Linked DNA regions of Homo sapiens: region 2 is linked to region 1. A link is an interaction called in ENCODE POLR2A ChIA-PET data of the cell type or tissue named here. Cell type or tissue: PC-3. All regions are shown on one strand. Each heading gives the region's core, and the rest is flanking DNA. Links, peaks and the distances in the headings are about the cores only.

Region 1 (7,805 bases), core at 1,914-6,913:
TCCCTGAAATGTACAGTTTCCAGTGCAAATATAAATAAGTACATTTTATACTGGGAGATTAACAGATGAAAGAAATTGACATTCTAACATGTTGACTTGTTTGTCTCTCCATCTTAAGGGCAAGAACAAAATTGTATTCTTCTTTATATCTTTAATTCCTGACAAAGTGCCTGATATGTGCATGATGGCACCGTAGTAGTATTGAATGCATAAAGAATATAATTATTATGTAATAAGCTTCAATTTGTTTGTGGATATTCACACTGTTCACTGTAGGCCAAACATACTGAGGACAACTTTCTCTAGTATGACTTAAATTCACTATTCCAAAGGCAGCATTTTGATTTGGTCCAAGTAGATGTCACTAGATGGCTAGAAATATTTTTCCTAAAAGGAAAGTCTCTCCTTTAAGTATAAGCACCAACTACCTTCTCTATGACTAAGTGGGATGGGCTCACAGACAGCTTCTATAATACTTAAGATACCAACATAATTCATAACTTCAATGAAATTCTTCTTCCTTAATAATGAAAATATAAGTAGAATTTATTTTAGATAAATGATCACATATTTTAAAATATAAAAAAAAGTAAATTTGCAGGTAAGTATGTATGCAACCAAATATATCACAAAAAAAGAGAGGAATGGAAAACAGAACGAACATTGTCAAATATTTAGAATGTTGAGTGTTATACTGTCACAAAATAATAGCCATGTACTTGGGATAAACAACCAAAACTTTCTGGAAAACTCGTACAGATGGAAACACATACAGATGGAAATAGAGGTGATAAAAGAAAAATCATAGAGGTCTGTTGTGGAATTCTTCCATACCTATTAATTCACACTTTCAACCTATTCCCTTCACAGTGTATTTTCAGAAACTGCTTTTAAATGCAATTCAGTTTAATTTGTCACAGACAGAAGATCAAAACCAATGCTAGGAAGGTCTACTCTGCTTTTGTTTACTTGAGAAAATTTTAACGATAATATTTTCTCACTCTCTTAAGAGTAAGTGCTGTTACATTTTGGACATTTCATATGTGCCTGACATTGTGCTAAAGTCATTCAATGTATTAGTGCATATTATTTTTACACAAACCTCTAAGTGCTTTTATTATTCCCATTAAAGAGCGTAAATGGGATTCTTACTCCAAAGTCGGGTTTTTAGGAGTGAACTTTACAGTTTGTAAAAAGCTGTGATGCTATGATTATGAGGCCCATTCTAGTTTATGTCATATGCTACACTTGCATCCCAAGGACACTGTGCTCAACCTCATGCCTATCCTCTGCAGCATGTAGAATTTGAGCAGGAATGTATGCAAAGTTCACATACCCTCATACCTGCATAGATCTTCCAAGCACTGACATTCTGCTATTTAGACAAGAGAGCACATGAAGCTTCTCTGTAAGTGGCCATCTTCTGCAATTCTGCTTTGTGATACGTCAAACGTTAATGATATTTCTATTTGGTTTCTACCAACTTAAAAAATGTCCAGATGGGAACACCGTCTAAACAGTGATGGTCTGCTGTTTAGATACCACCAGCTTTTAATACCTGCTTATTTTCCTCTTATTCTTTATTTCCTTCTAACTGCTCAAAATGTTCACCTTTAGGTCAGAAATTGATCCTTACATAATTGTGCATTTTGTTCCCCACTTACTAGTTTGTTGTTTAAACTCTATTTAAACTCTGTTTTCTAAGCATTAATTCTTCATATTTAAAACCAAATTTTAAAATTAAAATAAATAAAATTGGGAGGCAGGGCAGAAAGAATCACAGTTTTTCTTCCCAAGCACCAGACTCCTAAAAATTAAAAACAAACAACAACAACCATTAAGAAACAGTTACAAATTTACCAAAGTATCCCTAACAAACTAAAAGTTGACATCCGACTCCTGGTTCTTTGTGTTTTATCCTACCTTGATGGTAGTGCACATATTAAGCCTTCACATATGCTTAAGTAGGAGAGGAGGTGGAGGGAAAACGATAAGGTGAAAACAGTTGAAAACAAGAAAGCATACAAAAAGAATTAAATACCTTGGAATACAGCTAACAAGGGAAGTGAAGGACCTCTTCAAGGAGAACTACAAACCACTGCTCAAGGAAATCAGAGAGGACACAAATAAATGTAAAAACATTCCATGCTTATGGACAGGAGGAATTAAAATCTCGAAAATGGCCATACTGCCCAAAGTAATTTGTAGATTCAATGCTATTCCCATTAAACTACCATTAATATTCTTCATAGAATTAAACGATTTTAAAATTTGTATGGGGCCGGGTGTGGTGGCTCATGCCTATAAGTGTAACACTTTGCGGGGCTGTGGTAGGCAGATCACTTGAGATCAGGAGTTTGAGACCAGCCTGAACAACATGGTAAAACCCCATCTCTACTAAAAATACACACACAAAAATAGCCAGGCGTGATGGCACACACCTGTAATGGGAAGATCACTTGAACCCGGGAGGTGGAGCCTGCAGTGAGCCGAGATCACAACACTGTATTCCAGCATGGGTAACAGAGAGAGACTCCATCTCAAAAAAATAAATAAATAAATAAAAATAAGATAAAATTCGTATGGAACCAAAAAACAGCTCATATAGCCAAGACAATCCTAAACAAAAAGAACAAAGCTGGAGGCATCATGCTACCAGACTTTATACTACAAGGCACAATAACCAAAACAGCACGGAATTGGTCCAAATAGAGACACATACACCAATGGAATAGAATAGTGAACTCTAAGACCACACATCTACAACCATCTGATCTTCAACAAACCTGACAAAAACAAGCAATGGGGAAAGGATTCCCTATTTAGTAAATGGTGCTGGAAGAACTGGATAGCCATATGCAGAAAATTGAAACTGGACCCCTTCTTCACACCTTATACAAAAATTAACTTGATATGGATTAAAGATTTAAATGTAAAACCCAAAACTATAAAAACCCTAGAAGAAAATCTAGCCAATACCATTCAGGACATAGGTATGGGCAAAGATTTCCTGACAAAATCACCAAAAGCAACTGCAACAAAAGCAAAAATTGACAAATGGGATCCAATTAAACTAAAGAGATTCTGCACAGCAAAAGAAATTATCACAGTGAACAGCAACCTACAGAGTGAGCTAAAATGTTTGCAATCTATCCATCTGACAAAGTTCTAATATCAAAAATCTACAAGGAACTTAAACAAATTACAAGAAAAAAACATTAAAATGTGGGCAAAGGACTTGAACAGACACTTCTCAAAAGAAGACATTTATGTGGCCAACAAACGTATGGCAAAAACCTCAGCATCACTGATCATTAGAGAAATATAAACCAAAACCACCATGAGATATCATCTCATGCCAGTCAGAATGGTGATTATTAAAAAGTCAAGAAACAACAGATGCTGGTGAGGTTGGGGAGAAATAGGAACACTTTTATGCTGTTGATGGGAATGTAAATTAGTCCATTGTGGAAGATGGTGTGGCAATTCTTTAAAGACCTAGAACGAGAAATACCATTTGACCGAGTGATCCCATTAGTGGGTATATACCCAAAGGAATATAAATCATTCTATTACAAAGATACATGCACATGTATGTTCACTGTGGTACTATTCGCAATAGCAAAGACATGAAATCAACCCAAATGCCCACCAATGATAGACTGGATAAAGAAAATGTGATAGTTATACACCATGAAATACTATGCCGCTATAAAAAAGAATGAGATCATGTCTTTTGCAGTGACATGTATGGAGCTGGAAGCAATTTTCAGCAAACTAACCCAGGAACAGAAAAACAAACACCACATGTTCTCACATAAGTAGGAGCTAAACAGTGAGAATACATGGACAAAGGGAGGGGAACAACACTGGGTTCTGCTGGCAGGAGGGATGTGGGGAGAGAGAGCTTTAGAAAAAAATAGCTAATGCATGTAGGGCTCAATACCTAGGTGATAGGTTGATAGGTGCAGCAAACCACCATGGCACACATTTACCTATGTAACAAACCTGCACATCCTGCACAGGTACCCCAAAACTTAAGATAGAAATAAAAATAAAACTTAGAAAACAGGAAAGCATAATTTAATATGTAGTAATTATATCCCCACATATGAGGTTCCTCATATAGTCTTCTCAACAAAGAAACTATAGAGTATATATTATTATCTGATATTATCCTAAAGAAAACTAAAACTTAGAATACCTGAGTTTTTAATTCAAAGTTCCTCAACTTTTGAGAGCAGAGCCAGGATGTGCTGCAGTTTCTCAAATTTCATCACTTTGGCTCTAACTATTTACATTACACTGTTCTACTGGTTTTATTTAAGCAGCCTTTGAATTCCATCTAGAAATTAAAACCTATTTGCTTTTTGATAATAAAAACTGAGGTCCCTTTCCAAATTCATTGCTCAAAGTGCAACATTTAAATCATTGTAGTTCACTCTATTTGAACATTTATTCTGTGCCAGATATTGTTCCAAACACTTAATGGGTATTAACTCTTTTAATGCTCACAACAAATACAAGTAGGTGTCTTCTTGTTGTTGTATTTCTATTTTATAGCTCAGAAAATTGAATCAGAGAGAGATTTGAACTTGCCTTAGGTCACATAGCCATATAATGTTAAAGACAGGATTCAAGTCTATGCTATTGGGTGACAGTGCCTATTCATGGTCTGTGATTCTGCCTCCTTTGCATGTCTAACACTCTGGTATCTAGAATTTAGGGTACGTTGTCTGGCAAGCCTTTCCTGATTTATTCAGTTAGTCTTGCTGGTGGATTTTACTGTTATTGGAGTAAGTTCTCATGTCAGACGAATAGCATCTTAGGTCTTGAAGAGACTGGGAACTTTAATATCATCAAGGTGCTAAATTCTACTTCTAGATGTAACAAAATATTCCAAATGACACTGCACAGGCTCACAGCATTAAAGCATCCGTCTGTAAAATATGGGCCACCATCCATCTGAAGCCAATGAAGGATTTTCACTTGGATGCTTCCTGTCCTGGACACAGATTGCTTTATGGTATGGTTGTAGTGCCTGCCCAGTAGGAAGATAAGAATAATGACTTACTATTTTTCTTATTAAACACACACACACTCACACACAAGCATATACACATATACACACAAAAAAGCACTCCTCTTTTGTCTTCCTTGACCATACTATCATTATTCTGTCTCCTTCCTTTGATGTGTTGAGACAATTGTCTGTATTCACTGTCCTCCAATTTTTACCTACTTCTGTTTTCTCTTCAGCATTCTCCAATCATTGCCAATCTCTGAAATCACTTTTCTGATGGATATTTATGGCCACCACTTTACTGAATCTAACAATTAATTCTTAGACCATCTACACTGGCCTATGAATAGTTTGAGTATACATCCTATACTTTTCCTGGGACAATCATATCTCTGTCTATTGTCCTGTTTTAATTATTTATAGCTGCTGCTTTCATTCTGCAATGCATCCAGATTTGGATAATATATTATAAGGTCATTTTAACTCTTAGTACCATATGACCCAATCACTCCATGAAATACTTTTTATACTTGCTCCCCTGTTACCACATGCCTTGTTTCTTCTCCTGGACTTTTTGACTTCTCCTTCTTGGTCTTTGCTAATTGTTCTTCACATTACTCACTCCATGTATTCAAACACCCTAGGACTCAGGAGTTGGAATACCTGAGTCCTAGGTTTCTGTATAACCTTTCCCCCTAGATAGTCATAGTCAATTTTGTGACTTTATGTATGATGATGATAACTCCCAAATTTCCACGTTTGTTTTTTTTTTTTTTTTTTTGAGATGGAGTCTCACTCTGTTGCCCAAGCTGGAGTGCAGTGGTGCAATTTTGGCTCACTGCAGCCTTTGCCTCCCAGGTTCAAGCAATTCTCCTGCCTCAGCCTCCCAAGTAGCTGGGACTACAGGCACATGCCACCACACCCAGCTAATTTTTGTATTTTTAGTAGAGACCCAAATTTCCATCTTTATTCTAACCCTGCTTTTTAATAATTATATTCTTATGCCTAATGTTTAACTCAACATATCCAGCTAATCTGAAATGTAGTATGTCAAAAGAAAATGCTATCACCAACCCACAGCTAATCCTTGCAAACATGACCTCTGCAAATCTGTTTAGTTAATGACAATTTCAGTAGTCAGGGTTCTCCAGAGGGACAGAACCAATAGGATATATGTATATATAAAAGGGAGTTGATTAGGGAGAATTGGCTCACAGAATTACAAGGCAAGGCAGGATAAGCCATCTGCAAGCTTGGGAAAGAGAGAAGCCAGTAGTGGCTCAGTGCAAATTTGAAAGCCTCAAAACTGGAAGCCAACAGTGACCATGGCTGAAGGCCCGAGAGCCCTTGGGAAGCTGCTGATACAAGTCCCAGATTCCAGGTCCCAAAGAACCTGTAGTCTGAGATCCGAGGGCAGGAGGAGCAGAAGTAAGTGTTCAGCACAGGAAGAGCAAAGAGAGCCAGAAGATTAGGCAAGTAAACATCCCACCTTCGTCCACCTTGCCTTTTTCTACCCATGCTGACAGTGATTGGATGGTGCCCACCCACAATGAGGGTACATCTTCCTTTCCTAGTCCACTGACTCAAATGTCAGTCTTTTCTGGCAACATTATCACAAACACACACAGAAGCAATACTTTACCAGCTATCTAGGCATCCCTCAATCCAATCAAGTTGACACTAAATATTAACCATCACACAGGCTATAAATCTTTCAAACTGTAATGCTCTTTTTTTTCCCCATAATATACAATATAAAATCCTCTGTCACACAAAAAAACAGAAAAAAATGTTCTCATTGTTTGCTGTGAAATGCCTAACAGTATCTTATGTGGGCCCATTTTCTCATCTGTTTAACATATGTAGTATGATCTCAAGGGACTGGTGTTCAGTCATGAAAAATCATGAATATTTTGTATTTTAAATATTAAAATATAGTCATGTACTGCATAATGAAATATAGGTCAAGGACAGATCGCATATATGATGGTGGTCCCATAAGATAATAACAGAACAGCACAATTTCTATTGCCTAGTGACATAGGCATTGTAATGTCATAGTGCAGTTATTTTGTTTTCTGTAAATAAATTTATTGTAGCCTAACTGTACAGTGTTTATAAAGTCTACAGTAATGTACAGTAATATACAGTAATATCCTAGTCCTTCACATTCACTTACCACTTACTCACCACTCACTCACCGCTCACTCACTCACCACTCACTCGCTCATTGACTCACCCAGACCAATTTTCAGTTCTGCAAGCTACATCATAGTAAGTTCCCTACACGGTTTACCTTTTTATTTTTTATCTTTTATACCATATTTTTGCTATACCATTTCTGTGTTTAGATATGTTTGGGGACAAACATGATTGCATTACAATTGTATACAATATTCAGTATAGTAACATGCTGTACCGATTTATAGGCTAGAGCAAGAGGCTAAGCCATGAATCTAGATGTGTGGTAGGGTATGCCATGTAAGTTGTGTGAGTGGACTCTATGATGTTCACACAATGACAAAATAGCCTAACAACGCATTTCTCAGAAAGTATCTTGTCTTTAAGTGCCACACGACTCCAAAGCCACATTCTTTAAAAATAGCCAAATCCGCGAGATCAACCCCAGACTGCTGTGAGGGCCAAAGCCTAACAGCCCCCAGGATGTGACTCCAGTACAATGAGCTGACATCCATTTTTAATGATCAATATTTAGGTCACTCTGACTGTAAAATAATTTGACCCTCACTTCTGCTTACCCTTTAGTGGAATCGGAAGAATG
Region 2 (7,805 bases), core at 1,722-6,721, 720 kb after region 1:
AGAAATACTAAAAGACTTGCCTTTAAGGGAGTGCACTTTTCATATGCAAAATAACCAATCCAGAGCCCACAGAACCCAACATTTTCTCTTTTAGGCTCTTACAGTCAGTGTCATTATCCACCTGCCCAAATCATCCCAGCGCCAGGTACCAGGCAACTAGGGATAACCCCTATGCCCCATAATTTACTAAAAGTATTCAAACTAGCCAATCCTAAACCTGTTTACTATAGCTCACCTGTTCCTCACTGCAAAAGCCAAATTAAAGGCTCTTGTCCATTTTCCCAGCTCTCTCTCTTCCTCCTGACTGACCATGGCAGTTTCCCACATGGCTCTGTGTGTTGCGGCACGCCCACCCCTTTTGGGAACTGTAAGTAACAGATTATTTTTGCAATGACCATCATTTTCTGATCTTTTGGCTTAACCATAACTGTATAATAATGAAACCTATATTTTAAAACATGTCCTGGGGCTCAGAATCACTCATTTGCTTGGTTGTTGGCATTTAACTTTAGTTCCTTACAGAGCCACTTGGTCTTCTGGTGATATACCTAATCATAGTGACTTTTTCAATTATGTGTCATGGACTTTCCCATTGTCTTTAGAAAACCCTATTCGCATTCATAGCATATTTGCAACAGGAGAAGAAAAAAATGATTAGTTAACAGCATTTTTCTTAACATTCCCTAGGAACAGTTTTAATATAGTCATGTGTTGCTTAACAACAAGAATATGTTCTGAGAAATGTGTCATTAGTCTATTTCATTGTTGTGCAAACATCATAGACTGTATTTACACAAGCCTAGATAATATAGCTTACTGTGTCCCTAGGCCATATGGTATAGCCTATTGCTTCTAGGCTACAAACCTGTACAGCATGTTACTGTACTAAATACTACAGGCAACTGTAACACAATGGTAATATTTATGTATCTAAACATAGAGAAGGTACAGTTAAAATATAGTATAAGAGATAAAAAATGGTATACCTGTATAGGGTACTTACCATGAACAGAGCTTGCAGGAGTGAAAATTGCTCTGGGTGAGTGAGTGAGTGAGTGAGGGCTGAATGAATGTGAAGGCCTAGGATATTACTATACACTACCACAGACTTTATAAACACTGTATACTTAGGCTACATTAATTTATCTAAAAATTTTTTCTTCTTCAACAATAAATTAACTTTAACTGGTTATAACATTTTTACTTTATAAACTTTAATATTTTAACTTATTGACTCTTTTGTAATAACATTTAGCATAAAACAGAAACAGAATATACAGATGTACAAGAATATTATTTTTCTTTTTAATTAATTAATTTATTTTTTTGAGACAGAGTCTTGCTCCATCACCCAGGCTGTAGTGCAGTGGTGCCATCTCAGCTCACTGCAGCCACCACTTCCCGGGTTCAAGCGATTCTCCTGCCTCAGCCTCCCGAGTAGCTGGTAGCTGGGACTCCAGGCACGCACCCCATGCCTGGCTAATCTTTTTTTTTTTTTCATTTTTTAGTAGAGACGGGGTTTCACCATGTTAGCCAGCATGATCTTGATCTCCTGACCTCGTGATCTGCCTGCCTTGGCCTCCCAAAGCGCTGGGATTACAGGCGTCAGTCACCGCGCACGGCCCAAGAATATTATTTTTCTTTATATTCTACTTCCATAGGATTTTTCCTATTTTTTAAGCTTTTTAGTTTCAGTTTTTTTAATTTTTTGTTAAAAAAAAAAGACATAAACATTGATTAGCCTCAGCCTACACTGGGTCAGGATCATCAGTATCACTGTCTTCCACCTCCACATCTTGTCCCACTGTAAGGTGTTCAGCAACAATAACATGCACGGACCTGTGATCTCCGATGATTACAATGCTTTCTTCTGGAATCCCTCCTGAAAGACCTGTCTGGGGCTCTTCTTGAGGAGGTGTCAGTCTTTTCTGAAATACGTTCATGTTGGTTTGCTTAGTTTGTTTCTTTTTTAATCATAGATTTGCTTGTAAGCAGATAACACACCATGACCTTTTGGTGTTGGTGGTCCATGTTTTTAAACTTTTTAAGGAGCTTGTTGAGGTCTGCAAAAGCTTCTACTAAACTCTTCATTGTGGATTTTTTTTAAGGGTTATTCCGCTTTTTCTTCTCCTGCACTTCCCTTTCCTCTTGCCTCTTCTTGAGCAATGCATTCCTATTCCAATTCCAACTTCTCATTAGTCAGTTCCTTAGGAACCCCCTTTAGGAGCTCCTCAATATCATCCTTCTCCACACCCAGGTTAAAGTTACTTGCTATCTCAATCACAGCCTTTTCAATTTTTACAACCCTCTCACTCTTGGCAAATTCTCTGTAGTCATGAGCAAAACTCTTGAATATTTTCTTCCAGATGCCATTCACACATCCCTGGGTGATATCACCCCAAGCCCAAGCAAGTTTCTTGATGCAATCATAGATGTTGTAATCCTGCCAGAATTGCATGAGTGTCTTCCTCAGTTGCAGCAATAGCCTGGGCAGAGGTCCTACTCAGGCAATAAGGCTTAGAAATCACTATGAATCCTTGACCCACTGTTTGGGTCAAAGAATTAGCATTTGGAGGGACAGGCATCACTTTGGTATGAGGATGAAGATCACCAATAAAGGAGGATGTGCAGGAGCATTCTCAACAATAAGCAAAATCTTGAAAGTATGTTATTTTCCAAACAGTACTTCTCCATTTTGCTGACATGGCAATTCAGAAGGGAATTTTGGAAATGGAGCTGACTGATCCATCACTTCTTATTACTCCGGTTGTACACTGGCAATATGTTCTTACTGATATGCTTGCAGGCCCTGTAACACTCACCGTGCCAGACCACAAAGGGCTCAATGTGTAATATACAACACTACCTTCCAAATACGACTGTTATCCTGTCCTTAGAGAGCTAGAAATTTGGCATTGACTTGGTCTTATGGATGAAAGTCCCTTCATGCATTCACTTCCAGAATAGAGATGTTTCAGCCATACTCCAGATTTGCTCCAGCAGGTAAATTTTCTCTACAATTAGCTTATCTAGAATTTCCCCAATTTTTTCAGCTGCCTTCATATGAGCACTTAGAAACTCACCAGTTACTTTCCTGTTAGGTAATGAGTAATGATTCTTGAATCATTTAAACCACCCAGACCTAGTAGTAAATTCAACAACACAGTCAAGTCAAACCTTCTCTTTCATCACTGCAAACAACTTTTTGCTTTGGTCATGATTATCATGGTGCTAAGAGGAGTACACTTCTGTGTCTGGCCTTCAGTCTACATGATTAGAAGTTTCTCCATATCTGATATAGGCCCTTCCCAAATTTTTGTTAGTCTCATTGCCTTCAGTGAAGGAGATTATCTCAGAGCTTCTATTAGTTAGTTCTTGTACTTTAAGATCATAGTTATAGTGGAATGAGATCTGTCTGACAGGTGAGCAGTAATCATCATTGATGTTCTACCTTTGTAGTTCTTAATCACTTCTAATTTTGTTTTCAGGTCAATCACTTGTTGTAGCTTCTTACTGGCAATATTAGCAGTAGGCTTTTTATACTCAGAGGCCCTGATGAACAAAACAAAATGAGATTAAATCAAGCACAAAAGAAAATGATGTAATTAAGAGACACAGTAAATAGGAGAAATATGATCCTGCTGCTAGAATAACATAGCACACTGTTTTAATAAGTAGGAGGAGCATATTCCCTCTACTAGATATTCCTGCTGCTAGAATAACACAGCATACTTTTTTAATAAGTAGAAGGAGCATATTCTAAAATGACAGAAAAAAGTCACTACGTATAACAGTAACATAGTTGTTTATTGTCATTACTTAGTATGATGTACCACACATAATTGTATGTGCGACATTTTATATGACTGGAGGCGTACTAGATTTGTTTATGCTAGTATTAACCACAGATGTGTGACTAATGCATTGCACTACAATGTTATAATGGCTAAGACATTACTGATAGAAAGTCTTCAGCTTCGTTATGATCTTATGGGACCACCACGGTATATCGTCAACCAAAACATTGTTATGTGGCCCATGACTGTATATGGAACAAAATCTCCTTGCAATACAGTTTAAAATAACTGCAGAAGAAATTCCTATTATTCAACACTAGTTTATAACCAATATTGTATTATTTTTACTTGGTAAAACACATCATGTACATTTTTTTGTTTAATCATTGTGGTAACAAGCTTATTATTTCCACTTTCTAGATGGAGGGCATTAAGTTCAGAGAGACTATGACTCACCAGCCGCAAAGCCAACACTAGAACCCTGGTCTACTTCGTCTCCCTCTTGGGTTCCTTTCTTCCTATCACATTGTGTCCCTCCCATTAAAGGCTTTACTTTTCATGGTGAGGTAGAGATAATAATGATAATTATAATGATGGGAATAATGTGTGTTCAAAGTGTTTTATATCTAACACTTTTATTTTTATTTCTGCAAAAAAGGCTTTACTTTATGCCCAAACATAAATAAGAGGTCATGTTTCGTGATCTAGAAAAGAGAAATTGTTCTTCCAATATTTGCCTAGGCTATTTTCTTCCACACAATGAAATATTTTTCTATGCTGTTTTCTTAAGTGTAAATAAGGTTACAAGAGAGAGTATTCAACCAAAACAATTATAATTGGCTACAAACATAATCCAATAACCTCATTTGACCCATATTGTTAAAAGAGTTAATTGGACCTGCACAGCCACCAGCTAAATGTGTTGCTGTAGGCAAACAGTGAATCCAATTTCCTCCATAAACATAGCTCTGCAGAAGTGGAGTACATGAAGGGCACAGGAGAGAAGATTCTAGGGTGTAAGCTACAAAGATTATCCATTTGTTTCCAGTTATCTGATCTTACCAGTTCAGAAAGAATAAAGAGAGAGAATATTTATATATCTATCATCTATATATCTTTTTAATAGAAACAAGTAAACAAAAAGAAATAATAACTTGAATTACAAACAAGCTTAACTCAAATTAGCAGAAAAGAGCTCCCCTTCTTTCTGCCTCAAACATCTACTAAACATTGCACCTAATATAATATCTTTATGTATTAGTCTAGAGGAGAGGGGTGTTTTTGTCCCCATAATTGCTTTTTTTCGGTCTTCTGGGTACATCAACATGTTTTTCTCTCTAACAATTCAGAATACAGTAAGACTTTTTAAAAATATCTTGCTGACTTAGTAGTGCTGCCTTTCAGGTCAGTAGTAACCTCATCGGGGGTCTTAGAAAGATATACGTGTGTATGGATTTGTGTTCCCACTGTATTCCTCATTCACACTGCAACCTGGGCAAGTTAGGGAGCATTTTTAAGTCTTTCTTTGTTTGCCCCTGAAAGAGAGTCATAACTGTGTCTTTATTTTACTCATGGGGCCAATAAAAGATTAAATGTAAATGGATTCTTCAAGTTTAAAATACACACAGATGTGAGAAAGTATTCAACAAATAAATTCAACAAACAATAATGTAAATAAGTACAAAAGAGAAAAGTTACTTCCAAATGCAAGTGATTTTTCAATCTCTTAGAACCTAAGTTATGTCTCAACAGCGAATTTCCAGGAAAATCTCTCCCTTGAGTGTTTTCTGATGATATTTTAAAAATTCAGATTTTAGGTGTTGTGGCTTTTAAATACCCTTTATAATTGGGGCTCTCGCCAGATTCAAATGGCTAGTCATTTAATTAGTCCAAATTAGTAAGCTTATATGCCAGCCACTTTTATGGTCTGAGTTGACAAGCCTCAGAATTGGAAATTTATGTTCATAAACTCCATTTTCTTATGGAAAATAACGCATTTTCCTCTGTACATTTTATTAATAACTTCTGCTTTCCAAGATGTTCCTTAAATGAAGAAGAGGAGAAAGAGAATACTGGTCCCTCCAAGCTCTGTGTTAGACCATTTACAAATGCTAAGTGTTTGAGCTTTCCTTTAACATATTATTCAGTGTTCAGTAACCCATTTGTGTCTCAGAAAAGAAACCATCCCCTTACTTGCTTTGGGGATCTTAAATCCGCAAAGTACTTTGCACAGTTAGTGTTCAACCTTATATTTGCCAAATCTCTCCCTATGTATGTGTTTCTCAACAGTACACTCAGTATTATGATATAAGCAGCAGGAGTCAAAATTAAGGTAATCTTAGTTGTTAGTGTAAAAATAATTGTCATTATAAAAGATTTATGGAGCTTAAAGTTCTGTAGGGGAGATGAACCATGAGCCCAAAAAGTTAATGAACAATGCAAAACATTGTATCATTAAGGAAATCAATTTGTAAACCTATTTGTCAAAGTTATAGTAATGGAGAAAAGAGAGAATACAAAACTCAGTAAAAACTTTTTGGAGGTGAGACATGAATTGAGCCTGGTGCTGCAGGAAGAGGGGTAGCTGGGATATAAATAGAATAAAATGTGAGAAAAGAACTTCCAGATTGGGTTTCAATGAGGGACCACAGTGCATAGCTATTGATGCAGTTGGGTGAGTATAGCACACTACTCTTTTTTGTCTTTTTCTTTAAATGAAGGTAAATTCATGCATGTGAATGATTTGGAATTTTCCTAGTTTATGTACCCTCAATGAGCATGTAAGTGTTTTGTCTGAATTTAATTCCCTTCTTGGCATAGAAATCTACTTCTTGAAATACTCCTCCCTAGCTCAAGTTATAGTGTCTAAGATTTCCCTCCCTCCCCCAAACCCTCCTGAATATATAAAACTGCTGGCCATACTTGATTGGTTCAGGATAGGACTCTGACTTTACCTCAACAAATGAGTCACCTATCAAATATATTTTTTAAATCTTGGAACAAGGGAAATCGTTAGGTCAGTTTCTCCCTATGATCTGTAAGATGTGAAAGGCAGATGCTCTCAATAATCATGTGTTTGGTCAAGAAGAAAGCTTCTATGACGTAGTAGAGAAGAATGAGGTTGATGCAGAGAGAAATGGGGATGAGGATAAAAGAGAGAGAGAGAGACAGAGACAGAGGGATGATCTTAAGAATCTCAATGGTTGTGTTCTTTCTATGACCCAACCACAATCTTGTTCTTGGTTAAATTTTTTAGTGCTTACAAGTAAAAATATACTAACTTATTAGCAAATAAACAATGATATGGAAACACCAAGTTCAGCCTGTGCTTGTCCACAAATACCATTGTGAAAAGTGAGGTAACTCAGACACAGAAAGACAAATAACACACGTTCTCACTTATAAGTGGGAGCTAAATAATGTGTACAAATGGACATAGAGTGTTCAGTGATAGCTAACAGGGACTTAGAAGAGAGAGGGGTTGGAGGGGGATAATGAGAAATTACTTACTGGGTTCAATGATCAGTAATCAGGTGATGGATACACTGAAAGCCCTGACTTCACCACTATGTAATATGTCCATGTAACGAAATTACACTTGTACCCCATAAATTTATACAAATAAAAAATTAATAAATAATAAAGATATCCCTTCTGGTTGCCTCATAGCCATAGGACTTATCAAATGGAACACATAATGTCTTCCAGCGCCTATTCACCCTCCCCTTAACTTATTGTCTTTGTGCAATAAGCAATCTATATAACCAGTCACAGCAAGCTTAGATTTCCGGGATCTTTAGCTTTTGTTGTAAGGACCATTTTGGTTTAATGATTCCTCTCTATTTTCTATTAAATAAAAACTCCACTCACTTATTTGTTACAAAGAAGTCACAACATCCTGGGGTGTTCACCTGAAATACATACCACTGGTATGAAGCCCTCCGATCCCCAGGAAATGGGTTCATGATCACTTTCTTTCTGTGATACCCCCTGCAACAACATAACATG

What was found. ChIA-PET counts read pairs that join two places held together with the same protein. Peaks named below come from ENCODE experiments on the same cell type or tissue, not always from the same donor. Only the 100,000 strongest peaks of a DNase experiment are listed, where the experiment ranks them.
Region 2: POLR2A ChIA-PET joins it to region 1 with 5 read pairs; 1 of 35 experiments calls an interaction of 5 or more read pairs at or near these places.

What each region holds. Positions count from the first base shown.
Region 1 is chr10:108,327,325-108,335,129 of GRCh38, reverse strand. No RefSeq gene overlaps it. Among named protein-coding and RNA genes, the nearest start is that of LINC01435, 260 kb to the right of the region's middle. In PC-3, for the core only: no CTCF peak of the experiment used is centred there; no DNase peak of the experiment used is centred there; H3K27ac peaks cover 588 bases.
Region 2 is chr10:107,611,559-107,619,363 of GRCh38, reverse strand. No RefSeq gene overlaps it. Among named protein-coding and RNA genes, the nearest start is that of SORCS1, 450 kb to the right of the region's middle. In PC-3, for the core only: no CTCF peak of the experiment used is centred there; no DNase peak of the experiment used is centred there; H3K27ac peaks cover 1,401 bases.